Regions from separate parts of the Homo sapiens genome. Here region 2 is linked to region 1. Evidence: chromatin contacts called from ENCODE Hi-C or POLR2A ChIA-PET data. All regions are on one chromosome and are shown on one strand. Each heading gives the region's core, a stretch centred on a gene start or an enhancer-like site at or near the end of the contact. The rest is flanking DNA. Distances are from core to core; before and after follow the strand shown. Region 1 holds the start of BACH1 (BTB domain and CNC homolog 1). Region 2 has its middle 19 kb from the start of BACH1-IT3.

The links. A loop is a pair of places that touch in the nucleus more often than their neighbours do. ChIA-PET counts read pairs that join two places held with the same protein, here RNA polymerase II (POLR2A). Pooled maps may share reads with other maps.
Region 2: a map of CD8-positive, alpha-beta T cell shows a loop between it and region 1 (2.2-fold over the local background). The contact joins the enhancer-like site here to the promoter of BACH1 in region 1. A Hi-C loop is called at or near these places in 2 of 168 maps with a recorded cell type or tissue (CD4-positive, alpha-beta T cell and CD8-positive, alpha-beta T cell) and 5 of 50 pooled maps. POLR2A ChIA-PET finds 5 or more read pairs at or near these places in 1 of 52 experiments (GM12878).

What each region holds. Positions count from the first base shown.
Region 1 is chr21:29,297,164-29,300,416 of GRCh38, reverse strand. It overlaps BACH1 (BTB domain and CNC homolog 1), which reads right to left and starts at 1,495. Exons shown (of 5, transcript NM_001186.4): 1 at 1,464-1,495. It overlaps LOC105369299 (a long non-coding RNA gene), which reads left to right and starts at 1,681. Exons shown (of 2, transcript XR_937652.3): 1 at 1,681-3,253. RefSeq lists a silencer at 1,061-1,970.
Region 2 is chr21:29,475,106-29,478,390 of GRCh38, reverse strand. No RefSeq gene overlaps it. Among named protein-coding and RNA genes, the nearest start is that of BACH1-IT3, 19 kb to the left of the region's middle. Within about 2 kb of position 1,775, at least 4 of the 41 ENCODE cell types and tissues checked have a DNase peak (open chromatin) inside an H3K27ac peak, as active enhancers do.

The DNA.
Region 1 (3,253 bases), core at 246-2,745:
TCTCTAGAGCGCTCTTTGGCCTTTTATAGTGGAGGCATGTGATGAGAGTATTTGCACCAGCTGTTTCTAATTACCTCTCAAGCTGGGGCGAATGACTCAGCAACCCAACTTTTTAGAGAGTCATCCTACCTTGTTAACCAACCAACATACCGAACAACAGTAAACCACTTGACAGAAACATAGGTTAAACAACAATACAAGAATCACTACGCCAAAGTCACCCTACTCCAAGCTGACTCACCGGGAGCCTTTCTTCCCTAAGCTTCTTCAAGATGTCCAAAGGCAGAAGTGGCAAGTGCCTTCAAGCCCAGCCCAGCCCTTGCACCACTACCCAAAGACCAGGAAGAAGCAAGCCGACCTCTTCCCATTTCTCTGCTTGACTATGTGAAGCGCTCAAGTGCTCTGCCACTAACACATCTGGGATTTCCACCCTTTATCCTTCTGAACTGCATTCAATGCAGACCCTCTGATGTAAAGGGTGTTCAAATACATGATCAAATTCCCATAGCATCATCCATGGGTAACAGTCCCTACCCCTACACAATTCTCCAAAAAGCAAAGCATCCTACAAAACATTCTTTGTTCCTCCAAGCATGACATTGTAGCTCGTTTTCCTCATACACGTTCTTTCACAATTACTACTACACTTTACCTGGAATCAGCACAAGTTTAACGCAGAAGCCTCACTCCATAAAAGCATTCCGCACAATTCTACTCAATGACATGAAACTGCCGTGTAAGAATGAGAAAGCAACGGCACTCGTGTTACATTACACGAGCACAAAGCTGGTGTCTCCAGAATCAACGCCCACTCTCACCATATTGTGCGAGGCTTAATTACAACGCGTGGGCAAAACTCCAACAAAGGGAGTCCTGGGCTCTCCGGTCCCCAAAACCAGTCTTCGCTAAATCCAGCTCAGCACGGTGGCCTTCTCTCCCCAGCCACAAACTCGGCTTTTCTTACGCGATTCCACGCGCGACAGCCACCGGGCTGAGTAGACGCGAGGCTGGGCATGCGGTGGGAGGCGGCGGAGGACAATACGGGGCCCCAGCCGCGAGGGCGGTGCTGATGTGTCACAGCCCGGGCGGGCCGCGGGCGAGGGGCCGGGCTGGCGCCCGAGGGCAGGGAGGGGGGTGGGGCAGGGACCCCGCGGCCCCCAGCCCCCGCCCGCCCCGGGTAAAGTACGGCGCGCGCGGGTAAACAACAGCTCCGGCAGTGCAGGGGGTTCGGCCGCCGACGGGACGCCCCTTCCGGCGTCGCGGCCACTTCCAGGATCCCGGCCGCCGGCGCCCCCCGCGGGCCCCGATACGTGCCCCCCGCGCCCCGCCCAGCCCAGAAAGAGCCGCCCCCGGCCCGCCCGCGCCTTCACTGGACCTGTCCGCCGGCCTCCCCTCACAGGCCCGCGGCCCTGACCGCGCCAACCCTCCCGGAGAAGGGCCGGCGGGACGGCCGAGCCACTCACCAGAGCTGAGGCGCGGCGCGGCCCGACTGACTGAAGCGAGAGCGCCCGGCGGGCGGCGAGGGCAGCGGTCAGGTGACTCACTCCTTCCGCGCGGCCAGCCGCCCCCTCCCTTCTGCGCCGCTCTGCTGCCGCCACCTCGCGGCGCCAAAACCCCGCCCGCCCGCTGAAGGCCCCGCCCCCGGCGCCGAAGCCCCGCCCTGCCGCCCTCGAAGCCTCTGTCAGCGAACGAGCGCGCGCAATAGCGCGGGGCAGGGGTCGCCGCGGCCGGAAGCCCACGCGGGGGGTTGCAGGGACGGGTCGTAAGGGGCGGGGCGGGCCTCGAGGAGGCGGCGGTGGGGTCCCCGGACCTCCGCGCGTGGCACAGCCCGCATCCTGAACTGACTCCCACTCGAGGACCACCTCTCCTCTCCCTTCTGAGGGCGGAACGGAAAGGCCAAGCGCCTCCTCGCCTCGGGAGCTGCAGGACGCCCTAATTCAGCCGAGTCGCCGCGTGCCCGGGTGCCCGCGAACAGCAGGAGAGAGGACGGGCGCTGGCCCCACAGGGGTCGCTTTACCCCTTGAAGAGCTCCTCGCTGCCTGCCCTGGGGGTGGTGGGCGTCCAGGTTCACAGGGTACTTGAGCTTGCTGGGGTGGGGGTGTGTATGAAGTGCGTCCAGGGTTTTGTGGAGCGCGTCTAGCAGTTGCTCTACTTCTTACTGACAGTGAAACAAGGGCGCCCACGACAGGTGTTCCCTTTTCGCTGTCGCTGCCAGGAAGCTTCCAGCCAGGTTCAGCGCCCAGTGGTGTCAGCCGGCCCATCTCGAGCCTTGGTTCCGCTGTCATCTTCTGGTGCTTATTCTGGTGTTTATCCAACTGTCCGTTTTGAAATTATGTTCCCAAGCCATTTAACACCTCTGGAGAACCAAAGCACTGGCTGTCAGCGGAGCGGGATGCACGCGCAGCGGAGGGGACTGGGCACGCCAACCCCACGAGGGTTCCTGCGGAGATGACACGGACCTTGAGGTCTGAAGCCAAAGGACGATTTGTGTGAAGGGATTTTATTGTTAGCTTTGGAGCCAGCAACAAGAACACAGCCCTGGAGTTCCCGGGGCAAAAAGGATACCAAGATAATAATTCAGGTATTACGACTAACATGACTGCATTTGCACCCACAGGCTGTGGGACTTGGGGACGTTTGAGCTACATCCAAAATACATGAGAAAATCACACAAGTGAAATTGGATGAGAGTGCGAGGGGTGAAGTGATACATTATGACCTAGAATTAGGGGAGGCTTCCTGGAGCAGGTGACATTTGCATTGGGTCTTGATTGGGAAGAGTGGAACCCAGCAGTCTAGATAGGGTCCAGAGGTAGGAGGTACCTCGCATCCCAGGCTGCCTCAGTTCATGGTGAGAGTGCAGATATTTAGTGAAACAGGAGGAAAGGACACTTGGAAATACACCATGAAAGAAGGATTGAAGTTCTTGCAGACACATGGGAGTGTCCGAGGCTTTATTCTCCTTCCACCTTGAGCCAGTGGAATTGCAGTGTCTTTTTTCTACACCTATGCAGTTTTTTCTACACCTGTGCAGTTTTTTCTAGGGGAAGATCAGACCCTCCTCTTTGGGAGGAACTCTTGCTTCTTTAGATAATAGCAGTGACATTTTCTAGCCTGAAAATTATGATGTATGCCCTGATAGGTTTAATTATTTGAGAAGTTCTCACAAAGGTATACAGATGTGCTAAGAGTATCAAGTCAAGTGAGTGACTCTCAAGCTTCATTATGGGGAAGAATATTTGGTTTGCTTGTT
Region 2 (3,285 bases), core at 526-3,025, 180 kb before region 1:
TGGGTGGGCACCATCTAATCAGCTGCCAGCACGGCCAGAATAAAAGCAGGCAGAAGAACGTGGAAAGACTAGAACGGCTAAGTCTTCTGGACTCCGTCCTTCTCCCATGCTGGATGCTTCCTACCCTCAAACATCAGCCTCTAGGTTCCTCAGCTTTTGGACTCTTGGACTTACATCAGTTGTTTGCTGAGTGCTCTTGGGCTTTAGGCCACAGACTGTACGTTGGCTTCCCTACTTTTGAGGTTTGGTGACTCAGACTTAGCCACTACTGGCTTCTTTGCTCCTTAGCTTGCAGGCAGCCTATGATGGGACTTCACCTTGTGACCTTGAGAGCTAATTCTCCATAATAAACACCCTTTAGTATATACCTCTATCCCATTAGTTCTGTCCTTCTGGAGAACCCTGACTAATACACCAGCTCTGCCGTAGCCCTCTGGGTCAGCCTGTTCTCCCCGGCCTCATTTCACGCTCTCTTCCTCTAGCTGTCTGTGCTCCAACCTGCATTCCTTAGACACACCATTCCCACCTCTGTCCTCTGCCTGGGCCCATTCTTTTCCACCAACACTCCCCTTCCCATCTCACTGCCTTTCCCTGCTTAATGTCAATCCATCTTTCAGATTTCACCTTCAGTCTAACTTTTTAGGGAGACCCGGCCTGACCACCCAGCTAGAGCAGGTCTGTGGTTGTCTGCTGTGATTCTACAACATGTTTTTTTTTTTTTTCCTTCGGAGCTCTTCCTTCAGTGTGTGATTACACATGCACTCCTTTGGGTGTTTTGTTTGAAATCAAGGTTGTTTTATCCACCTGACCATATGTGCTATGAGCTCGGGGAGCACACCTGGTTGTTCTCAGCATGTCACCCAGCTGGACCTGCAAAGAGTGCCACATATGCAGTATCCATTGCCTGAACAAGTGACTCCCTCTAAAATTCACAACAAAGCTAATAGCTGTTGTGCCTGAGGACATACAGCAAGTGCAGCCACAAACATCAGGTCAGACATTAGAAAGCGGCGCTCAAACTTCATGGCTTTCTAAGTCCCCATGCCACCAACCCTTCTGGACAACAGCTGACTTCCATTTCTAAAGAACCATAAAAAGGTCATTGGTTTGCAAAATCAAAATTTGTTCTGGGTGCTACTGTGCCCTCATAAATGAAATTTTGTTATTAAAGGAATGAACCTATTAGAAAACAATTTTTGGTGGAGTTTAAAGAAACAAGTTTCTACTCTCTTCCCCCACCCCCCCCAAAAAAAAAATCACACCATCTGGTACAAATCAAGAGAAAACTCACCCTGCTAATGACATGTGCAAACATGAATAATGAGGGCTTGAGGGTGGCAGAAAAACAGCATTCTCCCTCTGATGTGAGTCAGGAGTTTTAGAAAGTCTGAGATTTGAGAAAACTTTTCCAGGAAAAAGTAACAACAGCTTTTCATTCTCAATGTGTCAGTCAGTGTTTGAGTTAAAGGAGAAGACTAAAGAAAAAAAAACCTCAAACCCAACAGAGATTCCAAACTGCTTTAACATGATAGAACTAAAATATCTGATATTCAGAAAGCATCACAAAACTTGGCCTCGCGGAGCCAAAGAGGGCTCAACCACAAAACAAACACTGTCAGGGAAAACAGAGTTTCCACCAAAACAGGAGCAGGCAATTTTCTAGGAGGCTGGACAAAAAAAAAAAAAAAAATGCTTGTCACACAAAACCACAGAGTCCCCAAGGGCAGCGAGCCGAAAGCAGCATTCGTGGACGGCTGCCACCAAGTGGCCACTGCAGGTATTACATCTACTTAAAATGCTGTTTTGTTTTTTTGAGACGGAGTTTCGCTCTTGTTGCCCAGGCTTGAGTGCAATGGCGCGCGACCTCAGCTCACTGCAACCTCCACCTCCCGGGCTCAAGCGATTCTCCTGCCTCAGGCTCCCAAGTAGCTGGGATTACAGGCACCCGCCACCAAGCCCAGCTAATTTTTTGTATTTTTAGTAAAGACGCGGTTTCACCATGTTGGCCAGGCTGGTCTCGAACTCCTGACCTCAGGTGATCCACCCGCCTCGGCCTCCCAAAGTGCTGGGATTACAGGCGTGAGCCACCACGCCCAGCCAAAATGTTTTAATTCCTAAGATTCCCCCAGAGAAAACTACCTGTGAAATTCTCAAATCTAGAGAGCATGTCTTGGGATTTTTCATTACTCTACCTATCAAACAATCATTTAACAAGTTAAATTTTCCCCCTTTAAAATTGGATAGGGAGGCAAAATACAGCTAATAGTAGAACACATATGTCTCATAAAATGTAAATTTATTTTTGTTCCCCTACTCTCACTTAAAATGTACTCAGTCAGACTAGTTCTTCCCCTGCTCCAGGAAGAAAATCCAGGCAGCCCAAGACTTTTCTGGATATGTAAAACATTGTCACAAATTAGTAACTAAAATGATTGGTTCCATGTACAGGTCTGAATTTCAATCTAGTGTTAAAAGGTGAGTCCACTCCACCTTGGGCCAGAATCTAGCAGGCAGCTGGCGTTGGAAAAGGAGGGGATATAGTCTCTCTTCCTGGCTTATTATAGCATTTTGCATTCTTTTTCCATTCTGCTAGCTTCAGTTTCTGACTCCTTTAAGATTGAGGGTCCAAGAGAGGGGAAGAGATGGGAAATTTCTAACTTAAAGAGTAGCCTCTCTCCTTGGTGTTTTTGTGGATTCTTGAGAGACTCTGCCACCAGAAGTCTCCCCTGTATTTGCTCAGACTGTGGGCTATGAATTGAATTGTATCCTTCCAAAATTCACATACTGAAGCCCTAATCCTCAATGTGATGGTATTTGGAGATGGGACCTTTGGGAGGTATATAGGGCTGGATGTGATCATGAGGGTGGGGCCCTAATGACGGAGTTAGTGCCTTTATATGAAGACACTAAAAAGCTTGCTTACTCTCTCTCCACACACATGCACCAGAGAAAGGCTGTATGCGGACACAGTGAGAAGGCCACTGTCTTCAGGTGAAAAAGAGGGCCCTCTCCAGGACCTAATCATACTGGCATCTGATCCCAGACTCCTAGCCTCCAGAACTGTGAGAAAATACATTTTTGTTGTTCTACCTATCAAGCAATATGCCTGTTCTTTGGTATTTTGCTGGGGTAGCCCAAGCACACTAAGACACTGGATGAACATGTCTTTATTCTGACTGTAGGTATCATGTACCCTCATTCCTCATCAGCCCCAGGAATGCACTGATACAGGCAGATCCTCTCTGCTGAGACCTTTTTGCCTCTGCAGGTAGCCTTCTTGGACAA